Regions from separate parts of the Homo sapiens genome. Here region 2 is linked to region 1. A link is a contact called in ENCODE Hi-C or POLR2A ChIA-PET data. All regions are on one chromosome and are shown on one strand. Each heading gives the region's core, a stretch centred on a gene start or an enhancer-like site at or near the end of the contact. The rest is flanking DNA. Distances are from core to core; before and after follow the strand shown. Region 1 overlaps HBP1 (HMG-box transcription factor 1). Region 2 holds the start of SLC26A4 (solute carrier family 26 member 4).

Evidence for each region. A loop is a pair of places that touch in the nucleus more often than their neighbours do. ChIA-PET counts read pairs that join two places held with the same protein, here RNA polymerase II (POLR2A). Pooled maps may share reads with other maps.
Region 2: a pooled map shows a loop between it and region 1 (5-fold over the local background). The contact joins the promoter of SLC26A4 here to the enhancer-like site in region 1. A Hi-C loop is called at or near these places in 3 of 50 pooled maps. POLR2A ChIA-PET finds 5 or more read pairs at or near these places in 2 of 52 experiments (activated T-cell and activated naive CD8-positive, alpha-beta T cell).

The regions. Positions count from the first base shown.
Region 1 is chr7:107,177,449-107,183,448 of GRCh38, reverse strand. HBP1 (HMG-box transcription factor 1) reads right to left here. Exons shown (of 11, transcript NM_012257.4): 2 at 3,387-3,570; 3 at 848-1,076. The coding sequence starts at 3,555. Among named protein-coding and RNA genes, the nearest start is that of HBP1, 11 kb to the right of the region's middle. Within about 2 kb of position 2,873, at least 6 of the 41 ENCODE cell types and tissues checked have a DNase peak (open chromatin) inside an H3K27ac peak, as active enhancers do.
Region 2 is chr7:107,657,103-107,663,102 of GRCh38, reverse strand. SLC26A4 (solute carrier family 26 member 4) reads right to left here and starts at 2,275. Exons shown (of 21, transcript NM_000441.2): 1 at 2,248-2,275; 2 at 1,298-1,464. The coding sequence starts at 1,461. SLC26A4-AS1 (SLC26A4 antisense RNA 1) reads left to right here and starts at 1,305. Exons shown (of 2, transcript NR_028137.1): 1 at 1,305-1,501; 2 at 2,897-6,000.

The DNA of each region.
Region 1 (6,000 bases), core at 1,624-4,123:
TCCTGCTAAATGTAAGAAAAGCAGCACAACTTAATGGGTTACAAGAAAAGTGAGATTTCATACCTAATAAGTTTATTCTTTAGCAATGCATTACACTCAAGAGCACTAACAAAATTTACAGTTATTCCTACATTACCTAGTATAAAACTCTGGTCTATCGTTTTCCACTCACAGGTGTGCAAATATGGGCATTTCTCTCCCTTATAAACTGTCATATTTATCCATTTCTTTTCAGGGATAAATAATGAAGTGTTTTCCACTTAGGTCTCCCTAGGCATATTAGCTGGAAGCTTCCGTAATTTCATAGCACAACCACTCATTTTCTTAAACTCTGTCTGGATATATGAAACAGTGATTTTTACCAATGGGAACCCACTTTTGTAAGTTTAAGATTTTAATATTAGCAAATTTTAGAATTAGCAAACAGGCAAATAATGTAAGGCCACATAAACTATGGAAGAAATAAACCTAGACCAAAAGGAACCCAACTAAAGGTTGATAAAATTTAAAATATAATCTTGATTACAACTCTGCTTCCTTAGAGAAATACAATTTTCATTTCTATATGTAGAAATGTATAGTAAAAGTATTTCATGGTCTAATTTATTTTAAACATTTACAAATTTTTTTACTCTATGGTTCTCTTTATCACCTTTATCTAATTCTCAAAATATGAAATCATGGTAGTGAGTGAAATAAGTCTTTGATCATTAGATAAGGAGCTTAATTCTAATGACTTAAATTCTAATAATTTAAAGTATTACTACTTTTAAACTAGAAAAATTTTTAAATAAAACCTTTGTGTAATGATAGAATGTTTCAATAAAAATATAATAAATGCTCCTACCTATTGTAAAATGAGCACTGCATCAGTGGACTTTGTGGACTGGTCGCGATATTTGCCAATTCTGTTAGCCAGTCCACCTCATTTTCACGGTAAGTAGTTTCTGGTATGTCTGAGGTATTTTGGTTCCAAGATGATCTTGGGTATTCTTGATGTGAAACATCTGAACTCAGCTGGTACATGCCAGATTGGGTAGGATCACTTTGAACTGCCTGAAGTTCAGGAAGGTCATCTGCAAATAAGCACACTCAAAATCATAAAAAGGAAATTACTAATACAAGGAACAATATTATAACTGCAGTTAAAAGAGAAGTCCTCAATTTTAGCTAATTAATTTTGAGAGAGGAAAATCATAAATTTAACATTCTGTTCACAGACTGGAAAAACATGGTTTGGTTTGTGTTTTCTGCTTCTTATTCCCCCTAGTGTTTTGTACCTCACCTAGGAGTGATCCATATGCCACTGAGATATTTTTACATTAACAAGTTAATGAAGAAAAAGGCATTTTATGTGTGCAATATGGACTTATTACTCACATACTTTAATAACCTGTTATACAGACTATAAACAATAATTTCCATAATGATAATATAGATCACATAAATATTTAGCTACTACTTACACAACTCTGTGTTAAAGTATTTCTTTTTACTAATAAATTCTGAACTTGTTAATATTTACTGGTTATTTATCGGTTATTTTTTCCTATAAGTGCATTCCTAAAAGGCAATTCATGATACCCTTTCAGCTCCCCATAAGATGACTGGAACTATTACCCAGCTACCACTCATGCACACACCAAGCACTATAAGGAACATGAATTCCAAAATACTGAATTCTTAAAAAAAATTATATATATATTCTTTTAAAAAATCATATATATGTCTGTATGTATGTGTGTATGTAGTAGGGAAGAAAAAGCATCTTGAAGGCTTAAAAAAAAAAACTCTCCACGAAACACATACCTACAAACTCCACAAACCTATTGGGTCCCTTAAATATACAAGTCAAGAAAATTTCTAGTCTCCTAAATGTCACTATAAAAGTATGTATAACTCCTATTCAGGCAAATATTCCAGAATAGTCTACTAAAACCGAAATGTCCTATCTTAAAAAAAAAAAAATTTTTTTTTGAGATAGGGTCTTACTCTGTTGCCCAGGCTGGAGTGCAGTGGTACAATTATAGCTCACTGCAGCCTTGGACCCCTGGGCTCAAATGATCCTCACGCCTCTGCCTCTCAAGTAGCTAGGACTACAGGCATGTACCCACCATGCCCAGCTAATTTTTAAAGAAAATTTTTGTAGAGATGATATCTCACTACGTTGACCAGGCTGGTCCTGAACTCCTCCCACCTTGTCCTCCCAAAGTGCTGCGATTACTAGCGTGAACCATCATGCCAAGCCAAACTGAAATGTTTTAATTAGAAGCACTGACTCGGGATATCCATTTGTAAAAACTGACTTCTTTCATGGAGTCATGAAGGAGCCAAGGAGTTCTAGAACATCACACTAATTTAAAATAATTCTACCCTACAATTTTCATGCTGATATAGCTATTTCCTTTCCCTCACTGCCTTTGACCAACATTTATTTACTGCAAAGGGTTCATTTCTGTTTCTGAAGTTCAGGAAATTACTTTTTAAACGAAGTCATAGGTGGAAGGGGCATGTTATTTATACTCCCCTCGGCCCTAAGTTTCTGAGTTCCTCCTTAAACCAAAAACTGAGGAAGATCAACTACCTGATTAAAATGGCACTCCTTGCTCAAAAGTAACCAGTACTCAATAAATACTAGGGTCCAGAAAATCCTTGGCATTCAAGCAGGTTATGTGTCCCAAGAGCTTAAGATCTCTAAATTTCCAAACATTACCATAGTACATAATCTCCTCCATTTCATCATTTGTAAAATTAAGACAGCTGTATCTTCTCCCCAGGGTTTTTATAAACATGAAGGAAACCCCCATATATTAAATGGGGGCAAAGCCAAGCTGAAAAGCTGGGCAGCAAGCCAAGGTGACTCATTAGCTCCATACTCCTGAACACCAGCCTTGAAGCAATACAATTCAAAAACACACCTCAACAAACTTACACATTTCTAAAGGTCACATATCTCCAGGAGTAGTTTAGCAATAGTAACAACCATAAATGTCAGATCCTCAAGTTTCAAGGGTCCACTGTAATTTCCACATCATACCAGCAAATCTGCCACGAAGAGTGGCTAAGCATATTTTACTGAGCTCTCTCAAGTATATTTCAAAAGTAGCATCTTTCGAAAAGCCACGAGTGGGGTCCAATCTTTACACACAAAGTAAAGTAGTTTAATTTAACAATCTGTAAATGAGTGTCTACAATAACCATAAATAGCCCAACTCATGTTGGTTTTAAGTAGTATTTTAAAAGCAATAAAAGAATGCTGAAAATTCCTAATATACAAATACTTCATATCCCTTTCTAGCCAGTCAAGGTTGGTGGAGAAGCGGGCTAAGTAGAAAAATTTATCTGAATCTTAGTGAGATTTCTATATAACTTTTAATTTTGCTTACCAAGCTCCATGTGTTCATCACAGGAGTTATATCCAGGTGAAGATGGCAAATTCTCATTACACTGCAGCAACTCCAATGAGTCATTCATTCCTGAGGCTCTCTTGTCCATCACCAACAGGAGTTTCTGTACTGCATTAGGCATCTGATTTGTCTTCACTTCCCACACCATGTTATGGTGCTCTGACTTAAAATAAAAACGACATTAAGAAATGATGTCAAGCCATGCAATTTGGGCAGTACACAAACCTAAAATAAATCAGAGACATGACAATGTTGTTTTGTTTTTTTTTTGAGACATAGTCACACTCTGTCACCCAGACTGCAGTGCAGTGGCGTGATCTCGGCTCACTGCAAACTCCACCTCCTGGGTTCAAGCGATTCTCCCGCCTCAGCCACCTAAGTAGGGGGGATTACAGGCACATGCCACCACGCCGAGCTAATTTTTGTATTTTTAGTAGAGATGGGGTTTCGTCATGTTGGCCAGGCTGGTCTTGAACTCCTGACCTCAAGATATCCGCCCACCTGGGCCTCCCAGAGTGCTGGGATTACAGGCGTGAGCCACCACGCCCGGCCACAGTGTTAGATTTTAACTTAATCATACACTGCCATTTATAGCTCCCTCAAATCCTTTAGACCCGGATGACTCCTTAACATCTTGGCCTACAACTGAATACTCAGCACTAAATCACATTTCAATCCCAAAAGATTAATATCTTGAATTATAAAAAAAAGTCTTTTCTGCTGAGGAAAAATGGCATTGTATATACTTTTATTTAACCTAGTAACCGTCCTTTCAGATGCAAAAACTGAGACTAATAGGACTCTTTTTTTCACTTGTACCTTCAAATTCAAAAGGAAATTTAAAAACTTTCCTTAATAAAAGTTAAAAAAAACTGGAAGAATATTCTATTTTGTCCTTTTTTAAAGATTCTATTTTAATGTCTCTATTTACTGTGTTTTTTATTTTGTTTCTTCATTCTGAAAGTGAACTACTTCAGCACACTTAAAAAAATACATTTTCTTTTTTTTGAGACGGAGTCTCGCTCTGTCACCCAGGCTGGAGTGCAGTGGCACAATCTCGGCTCACTGCAACCTCTGCCTCCTGGGTTCAAGCGATTCTCCTGCCTAACCCTCCCTAGTAGCTGGGATTACAGGCGCGTGCCACCACACCCAGCTAATTTTTTGTATTTTTAGTAAAGACAGGGTTTCACCATGTTGGCCAGGCTGGTCTCAAACTCCTGATCTCAGGTGATCCACCCGCCTCGGCCTCCCAAAGTGCTGGGATTACAGGCATGAGCCACCGCACCTGGCCAAAAAAAGTACATTTTCTAAATAACATTTCAGAGTTTCTTAAAATGGTCATATATTACAATTCTCATAAAAATAAAAATGTTCTTAGGTTTTCTTAATGAAAATTTGGGACCTAGCCATAATAAAAGATACCTGTCATTCTGAATAGGATATTATGTATAGAAAGATGAATAATCATCATGGGAAATTTAAACAACTAGTAAATCTACCTGCAAGCCTACAAAATTATCACAAGGAAGAGAATATGGGTTAATAAATTTAAATAATTTCTCAGCAAAATCCAACAACTAAATATTATTATGAAAGGAAAATGTGGTTGTCTCTTTTATTTCACCCTTTGGACAACGATCGAATTAGTTCTTTATTTAACATAAGCAACAATGGTAAGATTTTTCTGATTTCTCAGGCTCTAGTCTAAATTCCATTTTTTAAAAAAGTTCTAGCCTGATGCAGTAGCTCATGCCTATAGTTCCAGCTACTTAGGGTAGACTGAAGGGGGACGACAACTTCAGCCTATGCGTTGGAATCCAGCCTGGGCAATGTAGCAAGACCCCCCCTCTTAAAGAAAAAGTTCTAATGAGTGAATATGAAATACACAAAAAAATCCTGACTTTTGCAACAACATATTTTTCCTCAAAATAAAGCAATAAAATATATTGCTGTTAAAAGTCACTGAAAGTCAAGCACCCAGTGCAGGCTGATCAAAACTGCACTGAAAAAATGTTAATCACTTAATATTTATAAGCTTTCTAAGTCATGATGTTAATTACCAATAAACACCGATGACACTGATAAATTTCTTTCTACGAAGACTTTTTCATGATCTTTTTGGTTTTGAAATGTATTCCTGACTAGAAAATACAATCACTGTGAAAAAAAATGGGAAAAAAAATTTTTTTGGAAAAAAAGGAATATGATTACTTCTAACCCCACCAACCAGACTTAGATATTTTTACATTTTGATGTATTACAATCCAATTTCTTCTTCATGTACACATATACTCAATCATGTTTTTCTTCATATTTCATATTATAGTTTGATACCTTTTGGCCTAATATAAGTTCATAAGCATTTTCCTATGTTATTTTTTCAAAGCTCTAAATGGTTAAATATACATCAGAAGGATGTACCGAAATTCACTTATCCCCTCTACTACTGAATATGCTATTCCCAGTTTCTTCACTCTTCTAAACACTGAATTTATATTCTTATTTTTTAAAAGTATTTGCTTACATCTGATTATTTTAGATTGCTAGATACAGCGTTCTTGACACATAGCCCAACTGCATGCATATTGCCTTA
Region 2 (6,000 bases), core at 1,026-3,525, 480 kb before region 1:
CTCTTCTAGAGAACACAGGATTAAGTGTCCCACCCCTCGCTCACATTTTTAATCCTCTGAAAAAATATTCCTACACAAAAACCTATTTTCTGGTCCAGCCAGAGACTGATGGATGTGGAGTCTCTAAATGGAGATTACTTTTCAGACTCCTAATCCAGGCGCCTTATTATTATTATTTTCTTTAAAGAAGATAAACACACTGAGTATATTTTGGCAATACAAGCCTGGAGCTAGTTTTTACAAAAATCTTAGCATGAGGAATGTATACCTTATACCTTGCTACTTGGTAGTTTTTAAATTCAGTGACCTACAGATGAAAGAAAAATATCAAAAGTAGGTGGTATAACTCCTGATTTGAATAAATTGTTTTTTAATTAAGGCATTTATGGGACGATTGGACATTTTAATAATGACTCAATTTTTGATATTAGGAGGTTATTTTTAGATATTAAGGTGTGATCATGAAATGTGGTTATATTTTTTAAGAGTCTTTAAAGATATGCAGTAAAATACATAAAGACAGTATGCTATATGAGATTTGCTTAAAAATAATACTGGAGGGAGCAAGTAGGTGTAGATACAAGAAACAAGAGTAACTTGGATTTGATCACAGTTGAGGCCGAGTGATGGGTTAAAAACGGTGGGGGTGGGGAGTTCATTATACTACTACGTCTACTTATGCATATATTTGAAATGTTCTATAATGAAAGGTTTTAGAAACTCTAATTTCTTTATGTTTGTGACATCTAGTTACGGCATGTTTGGGTTTAGAGACTGAGGGTGGCTTTCCCCAGGGGTCCCACAGCCTGCTGATGAAGTACTTGGCACACCCCGCGCTCCCCTGGGTTCTAGCTTGCATCCTGGTCTCTAACTGAATGGTAGCCCGCCTACTTAGCTTGAGTGTTTCAAGGACTCCTCCTGGTCAAGAGCTGGGTTTCCCTATTCATTTCATTTAAACAAGCTCCCAAGAAGGCAACAGGGACCCACTGTACCCCAAGAGGCACTCCAAGTTTCCTTCAGAGAGGAAAAAGAGAGACGGGGCTCCTAGAACCCACTCTCCCCAAAGGCGAGTTTCCCAGGTAAGTTCATTTCGGGCCCGAGACTGATGGAGCCACCCTCCCACCAGAAGGGCGGCGTGGAGGACCGGAGACCGAAAGTCGGGCCTCTGGGAGAAGCAGCTGGCGCCCAGGGGCTCCGCCGCCCGCACCCCACTCTCGCCCGCTGGGGACGCCCTTCCCTCCCCAAGGCGTGGACGCCCCGCTCCGCTTCTCTCTACGCAGGCCCGCGCGGCCGCTACCTGCAGCACTTGGCCAGGCTCTCCCGCAGCGTCTTGCGCTCCTGCAGGCGCCGCTCGTGCTGTTGCTGGAAAGCGAGCTCGCTGTAGACCGGCCGCGACACCATGTAGCTGCAGCTGTACTCGGGGAGCTGCGGCGGCTCCGACCTGCCGCCTGGCGCTGCCATGACCTGCGAGCCAGAGGACAGCGAGGAGGGAGGACACGCGGTAAGCGAGGACGATCGGAGGGGAAGAGCGAGGAACAGAAAGAACGGGATCACCTGTTAGCTGCAGCCAGGCCCCCCTGCACCGCGAGTCTGGTCCGCGTCCTGCAGCCCTCGGCGCTCGCGACAAGCGCCCCACGGCGCGCACGGCCAGCCTGCAGGGGGGCACCTGAGAACCTTCGGGTCTCGTGGCCTGCACCCGCTGCCCGGGGTTCCCCAAACTTGAAGCGAGTAAGCCCCTGCTCTGGGGGCTTCCCGAGTTCCACCCAGTCCCCTATGGCCCGCAGCCAGGGCGCTGTCCGCGTTCTGAAATCTCCCCCAAACCGAGGGGCTGGGGCAGGGGCCAAAGGCGCTTGCAAGGCTGGAAGGGGACACTGAGATTCCCTCCCTCCCCGCACCTGACCCGGGACGCAGCTCCAGGTGCGCACTGGAGGAGAGGTGCAGACCCCCGGGCCAGGCGTGGAACCGTCAGGGCGCGCTCCGCGGGTCCCCAAGAGGCGGACGCTGCAGGCACATTCCAGCAGCTGTCGCAGCCCTCTCGGGGGCAGAACTTTCAGCTTATTGAGCAAGTCTCTCCCCTCGTCCTGTTTTCCGAGCAGCCTGTTCGCTCTCGGCGTCTCAGAAAGAAAGCTGTACTGCCCCCTGCCCACCTGATCCGTGACCACTTAAGAGTCCCATCCGCAACCCTCGAGGCCTCCCCGGGAGTGGAGCCCGGGCCGGGCGGTGTGGGCATCTTCAGGGCGAACTCACCTGTCTCTGCTCGCGCCCCGCCCGGAATGCCCCGCGGACTACCCTTCCGCTGCCTTTATAGCGCTCTCAGAAGGCAGTGGGACGTTTTATTTACGGAGCAACAGACACCTTGGTCGAAGGGAAAGACACACACAGGCTGCGGTCTTTCCCAACCGATCCTATCAGGAAAGAAATCCTACCCCTCCTGCATTCTTCCCCTTTCCCGAACCGGGAAGGCTGAGACTCTTACTGGCTGCCACGCAGGGGCCACCCGGATCCTCACTCATCCCGTTACTAATCTCAAGGGTTGCGAGGTCAGGGGCGGGCCAGGCCCTGTGGGACTCCTTAAAGAAGAGCAGAGCCCGCCTAGAGGAAGAGGTCCGTGGTCTCTGGGAGCCTGCCACAGGTGCTCTCATACCACATGGGGAGGAGAAGAGGAACAATGGCCAGGTTTCTATATTAATAAGTCCTTGAATTTCTAGAAAGTCTTTTAGGAGTATTCAATGGGTGGAGGATACAGAGAGTTCACGATTTACTCAGATTTTAGCCACTTATTCTACGTGTGCATGTGTGTGTGTTTTATTTCACAATCCAAATCAAGCCGTCCAGGTGGCCCTTTCTTACCCACTAGACTCTGTTTTTTCTTTTTCTCATTCTCCTGGACAATCAGGGAAGGAATAAACTGGACTACATGGAAATCAAGACTAGAAGAGAGGGAGGAGGAGCTGGAGCTATCCTACCTCATCAGTGTTTTGTCTTCTGTTGGGATGAACTTTGTTAAAACTAATGCATGGTTAAGATGAAAGGCAGAAGGAAGGGTTTGATAAACCAGAACATTCTCGCCTGATTGTTAGTGTTCTGAAGTAAATACAGAAGAGGCTCCAAAATACAGACCTCTGTACATCAACCTTCCGTAATCCACCTGCCTTGCATATGCAGACCATGACAATTCTACGAGCTCCTGGAAACAGAACTCAGAACTCCTCCCCAGAGAACCCTGATGCAAATTCTCTGAAATGGTAGTCAGCATGTGCGTTTTCCTGAGAAGTGAATGAGTCAACAGCTTTCAACAGATCTTCAAAGGCTTACTTCACCCAATGAAGTTAAGAACCACTAAAGAAGAAACCTAAAAGGAAAATCCAGGTCATGAACTTTGCAATTTTTATTCACATACAGAGAAGAGGGGAGGAATCTCTTGTGTATGTTTTACTTATGTATACCACTGGTTCTTAATAAAGGGCTTTTTTTGCCTCCAGAGGTCAATGCCTGGAGACATTTTTGGTTGTCACACCTAGGGAGATGCTATTGGGATCTAGTGAGTAGAGACCAGAGATGCTGCTAAACATCCTACAATGAAGTTTGCTATCACTCCAAGGTTTTGCATGCGACTTAAACTGTACATTTATTAATCAATTGCTACATGTACTAAAATATGTATCTCTCTCCATATATGTATATATGCGTGTATTTTTTCATTATTGTTGGATGTATAGCTCAACTCCACTACAACAGAGGAAAGTATTTGTTTTAAAGTAGAATCTGAATATACTCACTCTGTATACCCTCATCCATACCTTCAAGATCTGGTGAAAACACTATCTCTTGCAAGAACATTCTTTGATGCTGTTCAGAATTAATCCAGACCCTTTTCTGTATTCTCTTAATACCTTATCTGATCCTCTCTTAAGTTACTTCTCACTATCTACCTTAGTAACACAATTTTATTTACATACAAGTTCTCTCTCCCTCACTAGACAAAAACTTCTTGAGGGCAAGCACTGTGTCTCCTTTCAACCATTATTATCTTCTCTCATGTTTTTTGAACAGATTTATCTATAGCCCAAACATACCTTTTCAAAAAACTAAAAATTACTTTACATATTTGATCTAAGGCTTTGTTTTTCTCCATTAAGAGCATGCTGTGGATATCTTTGCAAGTGAGTGCATAAGGATTTTTCTTAACCTTGGAGATGGCTGTCTAGGATTTCAGAATATCAACTCATATTTGTAGCTCCATGGCAACTCACCTACACAACTCACAACTCTTTATTGAAGGCATTCTGTACCAATATAAATATAGTCCATATCCCATTCTAATATGGATTTCTGCTCCTTGTTGCTTGCTATTTTGAACACTTTTAGTCTGGTCCAGTCAGGCCTATAAACCACTTTGCATCAGAACTTGGCAATGGTTTGCTGGTTCAGAGGATTAAGGAGTGGGGTAAGGCTGGCAGAAGGACAGAAGAGAAAAGACTTGAGTAACAACAGGAGGCAAAAGAGTAACTTAGCTTGGCTAATAGAATTCTTATTTGAAATGCATCTCTCTATATAAGAGTTTGGTTCAATAATCACAATATAATAAGTCCTGCATGTATCTGGATGAAGATAATTGCTTTTTTCTGTTCAATGCTTTTCCATAGCAGAAATAGCTGGGGCAGAACAAAATGGTATCTCTGTTACAGGATTCTATAAGGGTATAGAACTGCTTTTCTCATAGGTAAAAGGCAGACCGTTTGAATTTGGCTTTTTAAAAACAGAAGAGTAGGAGGAAATAACAGCTTGCTCTCTCCACCCTATTTAATTGTGATATTAAACACCTTAGATTACTCACTTGGGCTTTATAAGGCAACCTTCTCCTGTTTCACACAGAGGTGGGTGGTTCTTATTTATCAGACTTTTAAAATATTCAGGACTTCTTTCCAAAGAAATAGATGCATCACTTAAAAATAAATATCAGACAATATTATTGATACTTTACAGTACTTATTTAGCAGTTAATACTTTTTTAAAAGGCATTTTCTTATTTATCATTTAGGCATTTGCAGTGTAAGACAAACTCCCTTGTTTGATTACGCATTCACCTGTTCATTCATTCATTCATTCAAGGATTTATTAGGAAATTATTTGTGCTGGCTGTGGGTACAATGATGAACAAAAGCTTATACCCTGGCCTCATATTTATGGGTGCAGTAGACACTAATCAAATGGTCACAAAATGTGTATCTTATTTCACTGATTATAAAATACAGATTTTTCACATTTTATCAGGGTTCATGTTATAATTGATGATCTACTATATATTATAGTTTAATTGATAGCGTATTTTGTGATTCATAAAATGAGTTTTATAATAGAATTCTATAATTAATAAAATATAGATATTTACATAAATTTATAGTGTATCTATGCCTTTTTTTTCTTTTTTAGAGATGGGATCTTGCTATTTTGCCCAGGCTGGACTTGAACTCCCAGTCTCCAGAATAGCTGGGACTATAGGTGCACACCACCACACCTGACAGAGTATCTATGCTTTTGAGTGACTACGTGTGCTACAAGAATGATTTAATTGAATCCTTCGTTTATTTAACTTAAGAGCAGTCAATCTTGCTACATTATTTTTGTCTGAGAGCGAATATTGTGGTATAAATTTTTTCTTTTTTTTTTTTTTTTTACAATTTAAAATGTTCTCAAATCAGAAGAATTGCAAAAGAATGCAAACATGTTGGCTGGGCGCTGTGGCTCACAGTGTAATCCCAACACTTTGAGAAGCTGAGGCGGGAGGATCACTTGAGCCAGGCCTAATCCTGAGCTTTTATTTCATTATGCGTGTTAATTTTCTCAAGATAGCAAATGCTAAATTTTTGTCATACTTATACAAAAAGAGAACTGAACTGAACTTTCTTTCTATATTTCTGATCTCTTCTTCTCTGAGCAACTTATTGGGCTTATTCTCAGTAATCATACAGTTTTGCACTCAATTGTTTTCTTGGTTTT